2 separate regions of the Homo sapiens genome follow, and region 1 is linked to region 2. The links are chromatin loops, found by intact Hi-C in ENCODE. Cell type or tissue: CD14-positive monocyte. All regions are shown on one strand.

Evidence for each region. Peaks named below come from ENCODE experiments on the same cell type or tissue, not always from the same donor. Only the 100,000 strongest peaks of a DNase experiment are listed, where the experiment ranks them.
Region 1: a loop joins it to region 2, with 4 times the contacts of the local background. A loop is called at or near these places in 3 of 110 quality-filtered maps.

What each region holds. Positions count from the first base shown.
Region 1 is chr15:22,861,340-22,869,339 of GRCh38, forward strand. It overlaps NIPA2 (NIPA magnesium transporter 2), which reads left to right. Exons shown (of 8, transcript NM_030922.7): 8 at 4,874-7,045. The coding sequence ends at 5,508. CYFIP1 (cytoplasmic FMR1 interacting protein 1) reads right to left here. Exons shown (of 31, transcript NM_014608.6): 31 at 5,713-8,000. Among named protein-coding and RNA genes, the nearest start is that of NIPA2, 27 kb to the left of the region's middle. In CD14-positive monocyte, no CTCF peak of the experiment used is centred here; no DNase peak of the experiment used is centred here; H3K27ac peaks cover 422 bases.
Region 2 is chr15:22,800,774-22,808,773 of GRCh38, forward strand. The region is part of intron 1 of NIPA1 (NIPA magnesium transporter 1); the gene reads left to right. Among named protein-coding and RNA genes, the nearest start is that of NIPA1, 18 kb to the left of the region's middle. In CD14-positive monocyte, no CTCF peak of the experiment used is centred here; no DNase peak of the experiment used is centred here.

The DNA.
Region 1 (8,000 bases), 61 kb after region 2:
TGTCTCCAGGCTGCCAGCACAGCTGTTATCTGCATTTCTCTTCAGCAGCATCCTGGGGATTCCCTTCAGTTTGCTTTTTCTTGGATCCCTTATTTCCAGAATCCTGGGTTTGTGCCTTCATTTTGGTGGTGTCACTCTAGAGGAGACAAGAAAGGGCATGAAGAGATGAGATTTTTTGAGACCTTGTTTATCTCAAAATGTTTTTAACCTATTGTGACCACCGTCTTCTCATTTCTGATGTTGCTGTTGAGAAATTGAACAGTTTATCCCTTATCTTTTATATGCGACCAATTTTTTGTTTTTGGAAGCATGTAGGATGTTCTCTTTCCCCACAGTGTCTGAAATTTCCCACTGACATGCCTAGAGATGGGTCCATTTTTGTCCATTGTGCTGGGTGCCTGATGGTTCATTTTATTTTGAGACAGGGCCGTGTTGCCCAGGCTGGAATGCAGTGATGTGATCTCAGCTCACTGCAACCTCCTCCTCCCCAGCCCAAGCGATTCTCCCATCTCAGCCTTCCAAGTAGCTGGGACTGCAGGCGTGTGCCACCATGCCTGGCTAATTTTTTTTGTTTGTTTGGTAGAAACAAGGTTTTACCATGTTGGCCAGGTTGGTGTCGAACTCCTGATCACAAGTGATCCACCCACCTTGCCTCCCAAAGTGTTGGGATTACAGGTGTGAGCCACCATGCCTCGCCTGATGGGTCTCTCTTTTTTTTTTTTTTTGAGACAGAGTTTTGTTCTTCTTGCTCAGGCTGGAGTGCAATGGCGTGATCTCGGCTCACTGCATCCTCCGCCTCTTGGGTTCAAGTTATTCTCCTGCCTCAGCCTCCCAAGTAGCTGGGATTACAGGCGCCCACCACCACGCCCAGCTAATTTTTGTATTTTTAGTAGAGACAGGGTTTCACCAGGTTGGCCAGGCTGGTCTCGAATTCCTGACCTCAGGTGATCCACCTGCCTCGGCCTCCCAAAGTGCTGGGATTACAGGTGTGAGCTACTGTGCCTGGCCTGATCTGAAAATTTATGTCTGACTCTTGGGAACTGAATTGAATACTCCTTTGATATTCTTGTTTGCTCTTTGTGAGATTCTTATTCATCTGTTTATTGCAGTTCCTGACCTAGATCATTAATTTTCTTATCTTTTCTTTCCCTCATTTTACCATTTTGTCTTTTTGCTCTGCCTTTGGGGAGATTTTCTGTTTTTTCTTCCAGCCCTTCTGAGTTTTTATTTCTGCGGTTATATTGTTAATTTCTAAGAGTTTCTTGCCTCTGTTCTTTGATTCCTAGTTATTTTAAAGTCTTTGTCTGCTAACTTTAGTTTTAGAATTCTTTGTGGGCCTCCTGTGGTGGTGTTTCTCTTTTGGCTTTTAGGCATTTTTTAATTGAATGCTGGATGTAGGATATTAGAAGGTGTAGAGGTTTTAAGTGATGTTTTTTCTTCCTTCAGAGAGAATGTAAATTTCTTCTGGTAGGCAGAAAAGAATACAGTAGCTCACCTTCACCCTGAAGGTATTGTTTTAAGCTTTGTTGGGCCTAGTTTCTTTCAGTTTGCCTTTATTCTTTTTTTTTTTTTTTTTTTTGGAGACAGTATCTCACTCTGTTGCCCAGGCTGGAGTGCAGTGGTGTGATCATGGCTCACTGCATCCTCTGCCTCTCGGGCTCAAGCGATCCTCCCACCTCAGCCTCCTGTGTAGCTGGGACTACAGGTGTGTGCCACCACATCTGGCTAATTTTTGTATTTTCTTTGTTTTTTTTTTTTTGAGATGGAGTCTCGCCGTCACCCAGGCTGGAGCACAGTGGTGCAGTCTCGGCTCATTGCTCCCTCTGCCTCCTGGGTTCAAGTGATTCTCCTGCTTTAGCCTCCCAAGTAGTTGCGATGACAGGCATGCGCCACTGTGCCTGGCCTAATTTTTGTATCTTTTTTTGGTAGAGACAGGGTTTTGTCATGTTGGCTGGGCTGGTCTCAACCTACTGGGCTCAAGTGATCCACCTCCCTCGGCCTCCCAAAGGGCTGGGATTACAGGCATGAGCCACCACACCTGGCTCAGTTTGCCTTTATTCTTATTCATAGCCCTTTGGCTCTCAACTGATAGCTTCAGATGTTGGTTTGGGCCCCTCCACCTGAGAAACTGAGAGCTCCAGGATCTGCTCCTCAGTAACTTGAGACACTAAAATCCCTGCTTAGTCCTGTGGCCTCCTGGCCGGGCTTTCCATTTGGCTCCTCTGACCTTGGCTGTGCAGCTTGTGTGCCAAGAAACACCGTAAGGGGAAATGCACACAGAAATTTGGGCTCACTACTCTATAGTTCCCTCCTTTCTGGGTCTTGTTCCATTCAGTTCCAGCTGCTTAGGCAGCCCCAAATTCCAACTTGTTTTTACCTAGTCCCCTTAAGCTTAGGCCGGTGTTGATTGGCCTTTATGCCATCTCACCCCTTGCATTAGTAGTTGCCCCAAGGGAGAAGGCAGAGGTGAGTGTTGGGCTGATTCTTCTCTTTTCTCTGGATTTTGGCCCTTTAAGTCCTGGCTACTTTGATGGCTCTTTGATGCCCTCAAATAAATGTTTCTTTTTTATTTGTTTGGGGTTTTTTGTTGTTGTAGATCCATCGTTTGTAGGTATTTGGGGTGCCAGGTCAGTCTGTTTCATTGTGTCTCTGAGGATATTAATAATAGTTTTTCTTGCTTTTCTGAGGATATTAGTAATTTTTTTGTTTTTTGAGGGACAGTTGTTTATTTTGAAGTTTTCCTCTGTCTACATGGGAGAAAGAGGCTTTGCACTTTTCTGTTTGTTTTGGCTTCTCTCCTGGTGGTCTTTGGCTATCTTTCTTTTTATTTTTTTGAGACAGAGTCTTGCTCTGTTGCCCAGGCTGGAGTGCAGTGGCGTGATCTTGGCTCACTGCAAGCTCCCCTCCCGGGTTCACGCCATTCTCCTGCCTCAGCCTCCCGAGTAGCTGGGACTACAGGCACCCACCACCAGGCCTGGCTAATTTTTTGTATTTTTAGTAGAGACGGGGTTTCACCATGTTAGCCAGGATGGTCTCGATCTTCTGACCTCATGATCCGCCCACCTCGGCCGCCCAAAGTGCTGGGATTACAGGCGTGAGCCACCACGCCCGGCCTGCTGTCCTCTGTTATGTAAAAGTTGGGCTGGTCAGATCCCCAGCAAAAAAAGCTTCCAGTTTCATGGCTGGCTGTGGGCATCCTGGGAATTGACTGGGGGGAAGGATTAATGCCTGGAGGCATGGTTGACCTCAGCTTCCTGGAACTCTGTGGCACGGGAGGGACAGTCTCCCAGAACTGGGCAGGAGTCTCCTTGTTTCTTGAATGGACTTTTCAGCCAGGCCTCACTTTCAATCTTGCCTTTACTCCACTTCAGAGGCACTTTGTATCTTTTGAGCATTCTGTGCCACAAACTAAATTGCTTTTTCATCTTTTATCACAGCGGATGTGTAGGATTCCGCTTTCTTGGATCTCTGTACCAGTTATTAGTTAGCCTTTGCTTTCTGACTTACGAAGGATTGTTATCTTCGGTCCTCTCTTTTTTCTTGAGACAGTCTCACTCTATTGCCCAGGCTGGAGTGCAGTGGCATGATCTCAGCTCATTGCAACCTCCACCTCCCAGATTCAAGCGATTCTCCTGTTTCAGCCTCCCAAGTAGCTGGCATTACAGGTGTCTGCCACCACGCCTGGCTAATTTTTGTATTTTTAGAAGAGATGAGGTTTCACCATGTTGGCTAGGCTGGTCTCGAACTCCTGACCTCAGGTGATCTGCCATCCTCGGCCTCCCAGTGCTGGGATTACAGGCGTGAGCCACCACACCTGGCTTCTTGTTCTTAATTTTGTGTATTTGTGTCTTTAATAATCTATTACTGCTGGGTGCGGTGGCTCACGCCTGTAATCCCAGCACTTTGGGAGGCCAGAGCGGGTGGATCACGAGGTCAGGAGATGGAGACCATCCTGACTAACATGGTGAAACCCCGTCTCTACTAAGAATACAAAAAATTAGCTGGGCGTGTTGGCGGGCACCTGTAGTCCCAGCTACTCAGGAGGCTGAGGCAGGAGAATGGCGTGAACCCGGGAGGCGGAGCTTGCAGTGAGCCGAGATCGCACCACTGCACTCCAGCCTGGGCGACAGAGCAAGACTCTGTCTCAAAAAAAAAAAATCCTATTACTGTGTATTTTATTAGTGGAATTTGAGGAAGGAAGAGTAAATTCATGTGACTTATCTGGGCCTCAGTTTCCTCATCCGAAAATGCAGGTGGTAGTATCCGTGATAACAGGGTAGTTGAGTGCGAATTGCTGAGAAAAATGCCTGGCCCACAGTGCTACACAGTTGTTGGCTATTATCATGCTGGATTTAATTCTCCGTATTCAACCAGAACCCCAGTAGTATCTTTCAAGTTCTCCAGTTGACTTGCTCGTTACTCCAGCAGTTGTCCACAAATTTTAAAAGTTTCCCCTTTTAGGGAAAACTTGATGAAGAACTCTTGTTTTTGTGTTTTTTGTTTTTTTTAGCATCTATAAATTGTTGAACATTCAAGGCCACCTCATGGTTTCTCCTCCCTAGTTTCTGTGTCTGTTCTGTTCCCACTGTCCCTCTTGCCTGGTGAGCTAGAGCACTTAAGTCGGCATAAAGTGCTGCTGCAAAAATGTTAGGGGTATAACAATTTGTGAATATGAAGCTCGCATTAATCTTCCAGTGTGTCCATCTAAGTAAATTTTTGTGGTTGCATTTCTGCTTGGGCTGCAAAATAAAGCTGATTTTTATTTCCAGGCCATACCTTTTCTCCCTATCAAGTTTATTATATTTTGTTTTGCATTCTGTGTTTAAGAACAACCAACCATTTGACTCATGTAACTTTTCTTTGCCTCCTCCAGGTTTTGTGGTCTTTGCAACCCTTGTGGTCATTGTGGCCTTGATATTAATCTTCGTGGTGGGTCCTCGCCATGGACAGACAAACATTCTTGTGTACATAACAATCTGCTCTGTAATCGGCGCGTTTTCAGTCTCCTGTGTGAAGGGCCTGGGCATTGCTATCAAGGAGCTGTTTGCAGGGAAGCCTGTGCTGCGGCATCCCCTGGCTTGGATTCTGCTGCTGAGCCTCATCGTCTGTGTGAGCACACAGATTAATTACCTAAATAGGGCCCTGGATATATTCAACACTTCCATTGTGACTCCAATATATTATGTATTCTTTACAACATCAGTTTTAACTTGTTCAGCTATTCTTTTTAAGGAGTGGCAAGATATGCCTGTTGACGATGTCATTGGTACTTTGAGTGGCTTCTTTACAATCATTGTGGGGATATTCTTGTTGCATGCCTTTAAAGACGTCAGCTTTAGTCTAGCAAGTCTGCCTGTGTCTTTTCGAAAAGACGAGAAAGCAATGAATGGCAATCTCTCTAATATGTATGAAGTTCTTAATAATAATGAAGAAAGCTTAACCTGTGGAATCGAACAACACACTGGTGAAAATGTCTCCCGAAGAAATGGAAATCTGACAGCTTTTTAAGAAAGGTGTAATTAAAGGTTAATCTGTGATTGTTATGAAGTGAATTTGAATATCATCAGAATGTGTCTGAAAAAACATTGTCCTCAAATAATGTTCTTTAAAGGCAATCTTTTTAAAGATTTCACTAATTTGGACCAAGAAATTACTTTTCTTGTATTTAAACAAACAATGGTAGCTCACTAAAATGACCTCAGCACATGACGATTTCTATTAACATTTTATTGTTGTAGAAGTATTTTACATTTTCATCCCTTCTCCAAAAGCCGAATGCACTAATGACAGTTTTAAGTCTATGAAAATGCTTTATTTTTTCATTGGTGATGAAAGTCTGAAATGTGCATTTGTCATCCCCACTCCATCAATCCCTGACCATGTAAGGCTTTTTTATTTTAAAAAAACAGAGTTATCCCAATACATTATCCTGTGATTTACCTTACCTACAAAAGTGGCTCCTGTTTGTTTGATGATGATTGGTTTTATTTTTGAAATATTTATTAAGGGAAAACTAAGTTACTGAATGAAGGAACCTCTTTCTTACAAAACAAAAAAAAGGGCAGAAATCACCCCAAGGAACGATTTCTCAGGTTGAGATGATCACCGTGAATCCGGCTTCCTCTGAGCATTCGATGGCCTTAGCACCTCATCAAGCCAGCACATCCTGCCTGCTGTTGCAGCCTGGCTGGGTTTATTCTTCAGTTACCCTAATCCCATGATGCCTGGAACCTTGATTACCGTTTTACATCAGCTCTTGTACTTTTCAGTATATTTTCATAATGAGTTATATTGTCATTTAGACTTTGAACAGCTCTGGGAAATAGAAGACTAGGGTTGTTTCTTAAATTTAGCTCATGTTATAATAAAAAGTTGAAATGAAGTTCTTATTCTAAAAGTCTGAATGCTTAGAACAAACTTAACATGTTTATAGAATATGGTCTCTTTGTACCAAGTACTTTGCTTAAGAGCTCCTTTGGGCCACTACATATTTTGGTTTCTAGAAAATGTTTGTTTATGAAGAAGTCGATGGAAAACTGCAAACATATGCAGAAAAGGTAGAATAATAAAAAAGGTCTAATGAACTCCATTCAGCTTTGAACCTATCCACTCATAACCATTGACTGGCCTTTAAAAAAAAGTATTGGCAGAATTAATTTCCACCTAGGTGATGGGAAGAAAGTGTTCGCCTGTTCCAGCCTGTGGCTCCTGCCTGGAGGTTACCCAGTGGTGCGCCAGCGCCAAGCCATCACTCCCCGAGGGCCTCCCCTGCCAATGGTGCTGGTATCCCATGCAGCTCACCACTGGCTGCGTGGAAACTCCCTTTTTTCCAACTTTATTATTGGCCTTCTAAGGAGCTGTTTTAGATGTTTTTTCTAACTGCCTCCTCCCATGCCATTTTAATACTACAGATGTACTACGTATCTGTTTATATACTGTACCTACATCTGTGCTTTGTACATAAAAGAACCAGTTTTCTCCCCCTTGAGGACAGAGACTCATTTGAACATGCATAGGTTAATAAATAATAAATTCTTATTTAACATTTTGTAGCACTTGAGATTGTCTTATACCTAAGGTATTACATATTTGGTATATAATTAAGCCTTATAAAACTTGGTAATTGATTAAGTTTTACCATAATTTTTCATCCTATTCTGTAGTTTCTAAGATAAGCACAGCTACCACCTCTAAATCTGCAGCAGAATGCTGGCCCCAGGGTTATTAATTCACATTACCAAAAGCATTTTTAGGGAACTTTTTATAAAGAAAGAATAATTGTTTGTTAGGCTTCATGTCACTTGAGTGAGTTTGGCAGTGTAACAGGATGGTTCGTACACTTACTACTTTTCTGTGCCGTGCATCATATGCTTCTGGACAGTTTCCAAAGGCCTCCGGAAAAGTAGGCGAGGCCTGCTTTTTATGGCAACTTGGCATCCATAGAAAATTTTAAAATTGGTGAAGGTTGCAATACTCCAAATAATGTAAAATGACTGCCAGGCTACAATATAAAGTGAGTTCAGTTAATCATGCTGGACTTGTGTTTATCTGTAGTATTCATCTACAATAAACAGGCATAGCATCTTTTTCCATTCAGTTAGTTAGGATTTTCAGAACCTCATTGCCTTAGTACTTTTTAAAATATGGCTTTAGTTTCTCAAACATGTTCGTGACTCTACTGGTAGTCTAGACCGATTGTTTTTCATTCTGACAGATCATGTGAACCAGCTCCAGCCATGTGAGCCCTGTGGATCGGGGACAGCTGAAGGCTGGACTCGGTGCTCCCGGTCCCTTTGTGCAGCACCCACTGGGCCTGACTGATCTCCTCCCACATTGCTGGCTTCCTCCAGGTCATGGGCACAGGTAACAGAGAGGCACTGAGTAGCCTCTTCATATCCAGATTGGAGCAGCCAACACGGCCGTTTTACACCTCATTTGCCTGCGGAACCCTAAATATAAAGCTAAACCTGTGCTGAGGTGAGCGGTATATGGGATGGTGT
Region 2 (8,000 bases):
AAAAAAATTTAGCCGGACGTGGTGGCAGGCACCTGTAGTCCCAGCTACTTGGGAGGCTGAGGCAGGAGAATGGCGTGAACCCGGGAGGTGGAGCTTGCAGTGAGCTGAGATCACGCCACTGCACTCCAGCCTGGGCGACAGTGCGAGACTCCGTCTCAAAAAAAAAAAAAGAAAAAAAAAAAATTAGCCTGGTGTGATGTCGCATGCCTGTAGTCCCAGCTACTCGGGAGGCTGAGGTTGCAGGGAGCCGAGATCATGCCACTGCACTCCAGCTTGGGTGACAAGAGTAAAACTCCAGCTCAAGAAAAAAAAAAAAAGAGGCAGTATACACTGAGCCCACCCCATGTATGTCAGTTTATGTCCTGTGGTTGTGTTCAGTCTGTCGTGAGCTTGTCCCCCTGTTAGATGTTCTTTGCAAACATATTCAGGGCTGCATGAATGTTACCGTTCTACTTTTACAGGGCATGGACATTTCCAGTTCCTTACCAGTGCACATGACAGAGCTCATTATCCTAGATTTTTCTGTTCACATCAGCAGAGCACGCTAGTACAGGTATAATACTTGACATCTACCCGTCATGTATCAAGGAGTCGGCCAGCTTGGCTTCTCAGGCCTCAGGGTGCGTGGGGGCAGTGTTGATCACTGTGGTGGGGGAAAGGATGAGAGAGATTGCCTTTAGTTAAGGCAGAGAGGAAGAGGGTGCTCTGTAGGGGCAGACAACACTTCTAGCGACTTTTTTTTTTTTTTTTTTTTTTTTGAGAGACAGAGTCTTGCTCTGTCACCCAGGCTGGAGTGCAGTGGCATGATCTCGGCTCACTGCAACTTCCACCTCCCGGGGTTCAAGCAGTTCTCCTGCCTCAGCCTCCCGAGTAGCTAGGACTACAGGCACCCGCCACCGCGCCCAGCTAATTTTTGTATTTTTAGTAGAGACGGGGTTTCACCATATTGGCCAGGCTGGTCTCGAACTCCTGACCTTGTGATCCATATGCCTTGGCCTCCCAAAGTGTTAGGATTACAGGCGTGAGCCACTGCGCCTGGCTGTGACTTTTTATGTGTTTGTATTCACTGAGGACTGTGTACACTGATGATTCTCAGTAAATATTTGATAGATGGAATAAAGAAATAGAATAGAGATACTGCACTGAGCTTCCCTGGAGGGAGGATGGAGAGGAAGAAGCATGTGTTAATATGTGCTGTACTCTTAATTTCCATCTGAAACAGGGAATGACATTTCCCATAGAAACTGCAAGAAACTTTATTACAGTGGTTAGTTGTATTAGGGTCAGCATTGTGTGGGCTAACCCAGAAACTTAACTTTTTAAATTAAAAAAATTAAGGGTCGGGCACGGTGGCTCACGCCCGTAATCCCAGCACTTTGGGAGGCCGAGGCAGGCAGATCACGAGGTCAGGAGTTCGAGACCAGCCTGACCAACATGGTGAAACCCTGTCTCTACTAAAAATACAAAAATTAGCCAGGCGTGGTGGCACATGCCTGTAATCACAGCTACTTGAGAGACTAAGGCAGGAAAAGCACTTGAACCCGGGAAGTGGAGGTTGTGGTGAGCCGAGATCACGCCACTGCCCTTCAACCTGGGCGACAGAGTGAGACTCTGTCTCAAAAAAAAAAAAAAAAAATTTAAACCACTTTATTGGGGTATGATTAATATATAAAAAGCTGTGCATGTTTAATGTACACACCTCCATGAGTGCACGAATAAGTGTGCTACCTGTGAAATCCTCACCACCAAGAAATTTAACTGTCATTTATCAACTATTTCTTGTTTAAGTATTGGGGTATAATTGCATAGAATAAGCTGCACAGATCTTAAAGGTACAGTTTGATGAGTTTTGACAAATGAATATGCCTGTGTAACCAACAGCCCAGTGAAGAAATTGATTGTTGCTGCCACCCTAGAAAGTTCCCTGGTGCCTCATCCCCCATACCAAGGTGCCTACTCTTCTGATGCCCATCTGCATAGGTTGAATTAATTTTGCCTGTTCCCATGCTTCATATAAATGGAATTATATAGTATGTATTCTCTTACGTCTGCTTTTGCTGGACATAGTTTGAAGATTCATCGTGATGTGGGTATCAGCAATATGTTCCTTATTATTGCTGAGTAGTGTTGTGTTGTTTGAGTATACCAGTTTACATATCCATTCTCCTGTTGATGAACTTTTTTTTTTTTGGGTGGGTGGTGACAGAGACTCTTGCTCTGTCGCCCATGCTGGAGTGCAGTGGTGCGATCTTGGCTCACTGTAACCTCTGCCTACCGGGTTCAAGCGATTCTCCTGCCTCAGCCTCTCCAGTAGCTGGGATTATAGGCAGCTGTCACCATGCCTGGCTAAGTTTTGTATTTTTAGTAGAGATGGGATTTCACTATGTTGGCCAGGCTGGTCTCAAACTCCTGACCGCGGGTGATCCACTCACCTCGGCCTCCCAAAGTGCTGGGATTATAGGCATGAGCCACCACATCTGGCTGGGTTCCCAAAGTGCTGGGATTATAGGCATGAGCCACCACGCCTGGCTGGGTTCTACCGTATTATTGACTGGTAAGAGTGTGTGTGTGTATATGTATATATTACGTATGTATATATATACTCACACATATATACGCATATATTAACCATACAGATATATGTTATATATCTGGATACAAGTTTTTGTCAGATACAGGGATTGGAAATATTTTCTCTGTGGCTTGCCTTTTCATTTTCTTAAAAGTGCCTTTTTTTTTTTTTTTTTTTTTTTGAGACGGAGTCTCACTCTGTTGCGTAGGCTGGAGTGCAGTGGCGTGATCTTGGCTCACTGCAACCTCTGCCCCCCTGGTTCAAGTGATTCTCCTGCCTCAGCCTCCTGAGTAGCTGGGATTACAGGCACCTGCTACCGGGCCCGGCTAATTTTTTTTTTTTTTTTTTTTTTGAGACAGAGTCTTGCTCTGTCGCCCAGGCTGGAGTGTAGTGGCGTGATCTCAGCTCACTGCAGACTCTGCCTCCCAAGTTCATGCCATTCTCCTGCCTCACGCTCCCGAGTAGCTGGGACTACAGGCACCCGCCACCACGCCCGGCTAATTTTTTGTATTTTTAGTAGAGACGGGGTTTCACTGTGTTAGCCAGAATGATCTCGAGCTCCTGACCTTGTGATCTGCCCGCCTCGGCCTCCGAAAGTGCTGGGATCACAGGCGTGAGCCACCGTGCCCGGCCTTGTTTTTGTTTTTTTGAGACAGGGTCTCACTCTGTTGCCCAGGCTGGAATGCAGTGGCGTGATCTTGGCTCACTGCAACCTCTGCCTCCCTAGTTCGAGCGATTCTCCTGCGTCAGCGTCCTGAGTAGCTGGGATTACAGGCATGAACCACCACATCCAGCTAATTTTTTAAATTTTTAGTAGAGACGGGGTTTCATCATGTTGGCCAGGCTGGTGTCGAACCCCTGACCCCAGGTGATTCACCCACCTCAGCCTCCCAAAGTGCAAGGATTACAGGTGTGAGCCACCGCACCCAGCTGGGCCCGGCTAATTTTTGTATTTTTAGTAGAGAAAGGGTTTCACCATCTTGGCCAGGCTGGTCTTGAACTCCTGACCTCGTGATCCACCCGCCCCGGCCTCCTAAAGTGCTAGGATTACAGTCATGAGCCACTGCGCCTGGCCTAAAAGTTCCTCTTGAGGAGCACGAATGTTTAGTTTTGTTGAAGTCTAATTTGTCTGTTTTTTTCCTATCTGGTCGGTGCTTTTGATTTCTGCCTGAGAAATCTTTGTCTCTCCTCAGGTCACAATGGCATCTTCTTGTGTGTTCTTAGAGCTTCACAGCTTTAGTGTTTAGCGTTAGGTCCGTAAGCCACGTTGAGTTACAGGATGGTCTGAGGCATGAATTAAACTTCAACGTTTTCTCTACAACATCCAGTTGGTCCAGCACCATTTGTTGGAGACTTTTCCATTGAATTGTACTGGTGCTTCATTCAGTCTGTGATCTGGCTGTACATGTATGGACCGATTTCTGAACTCTATTCCGTTGTGTTTGTCTATCCTTATGCCAGTACCATACTGTCTTGATTATATAGTTTTATAGTAAATTTTTTTTTTTTTAAGACGGAGTCCGCTCTGTCGCCCAGGCTGGAGTGCAGTGGCGCAATCTTGGCTCACTGCAAGCTCCGCCTCCTGGGTTCACACCATTCTCCTGCCTCAGCCTCCCGAGTGAGTAGCTGGGACTACAGGCACCTGCCACCATGCCTGGCTAATTTTTTGCATTTTTAGTAGAGATAGGATTTCACTGTGTTAGCCAGGATGGTCTCAATCTCCTGACCTCATGATCCACCTGCCTCAGCCTCCCAAAGTGCTGGGATTACAGGCGTGAGCCACCATGCCCAGCCTATGGTAAATCTTAAAATTAGATAGTATATGTCATAAAACTTTGTCTTTTTTCCATAATTGCCAAACTATTTCTTAGGAAAAATAAGTTCTGCATATCTAATAACCAACAGGCAAAAGAACTTCAAATATTAAGTCCATGAGTTAAGTTGGTGCACAGCAGTGCTCAGTTAATGTTTCAGAAGGCAGTTAATGCCTTCCTCTGGCTGTGCCGGTGTCAGGAAAGAATATTTATTTATTCTTAGTCCTTCTTAGAGAACTCTGTAGGACCGGGCGCGGTGGCTCACGCCTGTAATCCCAGCACTTTGGGAGGCCGAGGTGAGCGGATCACCTGAGGTCAGGAGTACAAGACCATCCTGACCAATATGGTGAAACCCTGTCTCTACTAAAAATACAAAAATTAGCTGGGTGTGGTGGCGCAGCCTGTAATGCCAGCTACTCAGGAGGCTGAGGCAGGAGAACTGTTTGAACCCAGGAGTCAGAGGTTGCAGTGAGCAGAGATCACACCAGTGCACTCCAGCCTGGGCAAGAGAGTGAGACTCTGTCTCAAAAAGAAAAAGAAAAAGAAAAATCTGTAAAAACTATGTTACATCTTTTTTATACATTAATTTACAAAGAACTAGTTATCCACTCTTGCTTGGCTTTTATCAGCAACTTCTGTTGTTGATGTTAGAAGCACACATAAGTGGAAGCAATCTTTTTGTGGAATAATTAGAAGGTAAATACATTGGATGCCCATCTATATTTTTATACTATAAAGCTGTATTTTATTTATTTTTTTTTACTTATTTATTTATTTATTTTGGGATGGAGTCTCACTCTGTCGCCCAGGCTGGAGTGCAGTGGCGCGATCTCGGCTCACTGCAAGCTCCGCCTTCTGGGTTCACACCATTCTCCTGCCTCAGCCTCCCGAATAGCTGGGACTACAGGCGCCCGCCACCACGCCCAGCTAATTTTTTGTATTTTTAGCAGAGACGGGGTTTCACCGTGTTAGCCAGGATGGTCTTGATCTCCTGACCTTGTGATCCGCCCGCCTCGGCCTCCCAAAGTGCCGGGATTACAGGCGTGAGCCACCGCGCCCGGCCTAAAGCTGTATTTTAAGGACATTTCCGACACATTTATAACTAAATGGAAGGTCTAAAGCCACATGCCCCTGGTTGGACAGCATCACTGTCAGTTGATACTGTCATCCTGGCAAGGCTCTTTTGTGTTTGCACAAACACTTCTTTGTTTTATAGTTTAGCTGTTATAAACAGCTATGCAACTCTCAGCACCCAGGGTTTCCAATGAGAGGAAAACCAATGGAACTTAGCGATCATATCCTCTGCAGCCCACACCTAGGAGTGGGGGAGGAGACGTGAGTGTGGCAAGACAAACAGCATCCTCTGCATCCTTCAGTGCTGCAGCTCCCTGTTGTTGCTGAGGCCGGAGGACCTGCAGATTAATAGAGGACCGTCATCAACTGGGAAGAGGAGAAGCTTGGGCATAGATACCTACTGAGAGTGCTGGCTAATGAGCTTTCGGAACAACAGTGCTTAGGGGCAGCAATGCTTAGGGTGAAACTGTGAAGAAACCCAGTTGTTTTAGATATCCTCACAGATATCTGTATGACGGGCCAAGGGCTAATATGGAATGCAGACTCCTAGGAGCTCCTGGCAAAAGAAGGAGGAGGGAAAATGGAGCAGCCAACTCAGTGAGGAAGCTGGGCACACAGCCATGCACTTCCTGCAGGGCAGAACAGGGGACACCCCTGGACCGAGGCTCTCAGGGACCATGTGCAGGAGCTTCACTTTTGTTTATGGGTAGGGGTATGGGACAGGTACCTGGATGGAGAAAAACCTGACTTGCTTAATGTCTGTGGATGCAGAAAAATTTTGCCTAATACTGGTTTAAAAGGTGAGGGTGACCTATACACCTTTTGATTTGTGCAAATCCAGGCTCTTGATGGAGAGTACAAGTTGCAGGGCCTGAAATGCTTGGAACTGAACTGGACCCTTTGGGAAAAGAACAAAAACCATTTTGTTCACTTTGCCATTCCTGTGTACCTGGTATTCCAGGTTCCTCCTCATTTTGTGACTTTTGACATTTTATAAACTGCCAAAAACATATACTATGTGATGATCAATGTTGGGATAACCATAGCAGTGAAAGGGGGGTGCCTATGGGCCTCATTGCACTGGTCACTGTCATCCTTGACCAGCTTTCACTGTAGGAGGGTCACACAGTCCAGCTGCTGTAGCAGGAATCCCATGACTTCACAAAACGTCCTGACCAAACCATGTTCATTACAATAAAAGGACAGCTGGATGTGGTGGCCCACGCCTGTAATCCCAGCTACTTGGGAGGCTGAGGCAGGAGAATCACTTGAACCTGGGAGATGGAGGTTGCAGTGAACTGAGAGACCATGCCACTACACCCCAGCCTGGGCAACAGAGTGAGACCCTGTCTCAAAAAGAAAAAAAAAATCTAAAAACCCAATAAAAACAAAATCAAAAGTTGGTTCTTTGAAAAGAACAATGAAATTGACAAACCTTTAGCTAGACTGACCAAGCAAAAAAGAAGAATCAAATTACTAAAATCAGGAATGAAAAAGGAGATATTTTCTGTATGCCCTTAGGATAATTTCCACAGAGTTTAAATTCACTTGTGTGTGTGTGTGTGTGTGTGATGGAGTCTCTCTCTGTTGCCCAGGCTGGAGTGCAGTGGCACAATCTCGGCTTACTGCAAGCTCTGCCTCCCAGGTTCATGCCATTTTCCTGCCTCAGCCTCCCAAATAGCTGGGACTACAGGCGCCCACCACCATGCCCAGCTAATTTTTTTTTGTATTTTTTTTAGTAGAGACGGGGTTTCACTGTGTTAGCCGGGATGGTCTCGGTCTCCTGACCTTGTGATCCACCAACTTCGGCCTCGCAAAGTGCTGGGATTACAGGCATGAGCCACTGCACCCGGCCCACTTTGTTAAGTACTTTATTTATTAGTTATGGTGGTTTTGTTGGGAAACTGGTCCACAGACTTTTCACACTAGTATTCTGGACCTGATGACCTTTCACTCAAGTATTCGGCATGCATTTTGGGATAGCCACTTTGATTAGCACATTTAGAAATCTAACATTGATTCTGTATTAATAGCTGACTCTCCTACAGTGCCCACCATGGGACATTCTTAAGCTTCGCTAAACTTTCTGCTTCATAGGACACCCTGGGTCCTGTTTGTATTAGATACACTGAGAGGGACACCAGACAGGAGCCCCAGTGGTGCCAGGCTGTCTTCTCCAGTGGAGCCTGGCAGCAGAGGTAGGGCGTGGCTCAGGGCTGGGAGACAGCCACAGCAGGCAGGTGGCACAACTGATGCTGGGGACTTTGACCACTTGGCTAAGCCAGTGTCCATCAGGCTTATCTATAAAGATAACTTTTTCTGTTCATAATTAATAAGAAAAACCCATGGAGGTGACTCAGTAAATTTTCATTCGCTTGTTTTAGTATCCGTTAATGATTCTTGCCTAAATCAGTTTTTACTGTGATGTGATCAAATAGCAATATTCTTTTTTTTGAGACAGTGTCTCACTCTATCACCCAGGCTGGAATGAAGTGGCATGATCATGGCTAACTGCAGCCTCATCCTCCTGGGCTCAAGCG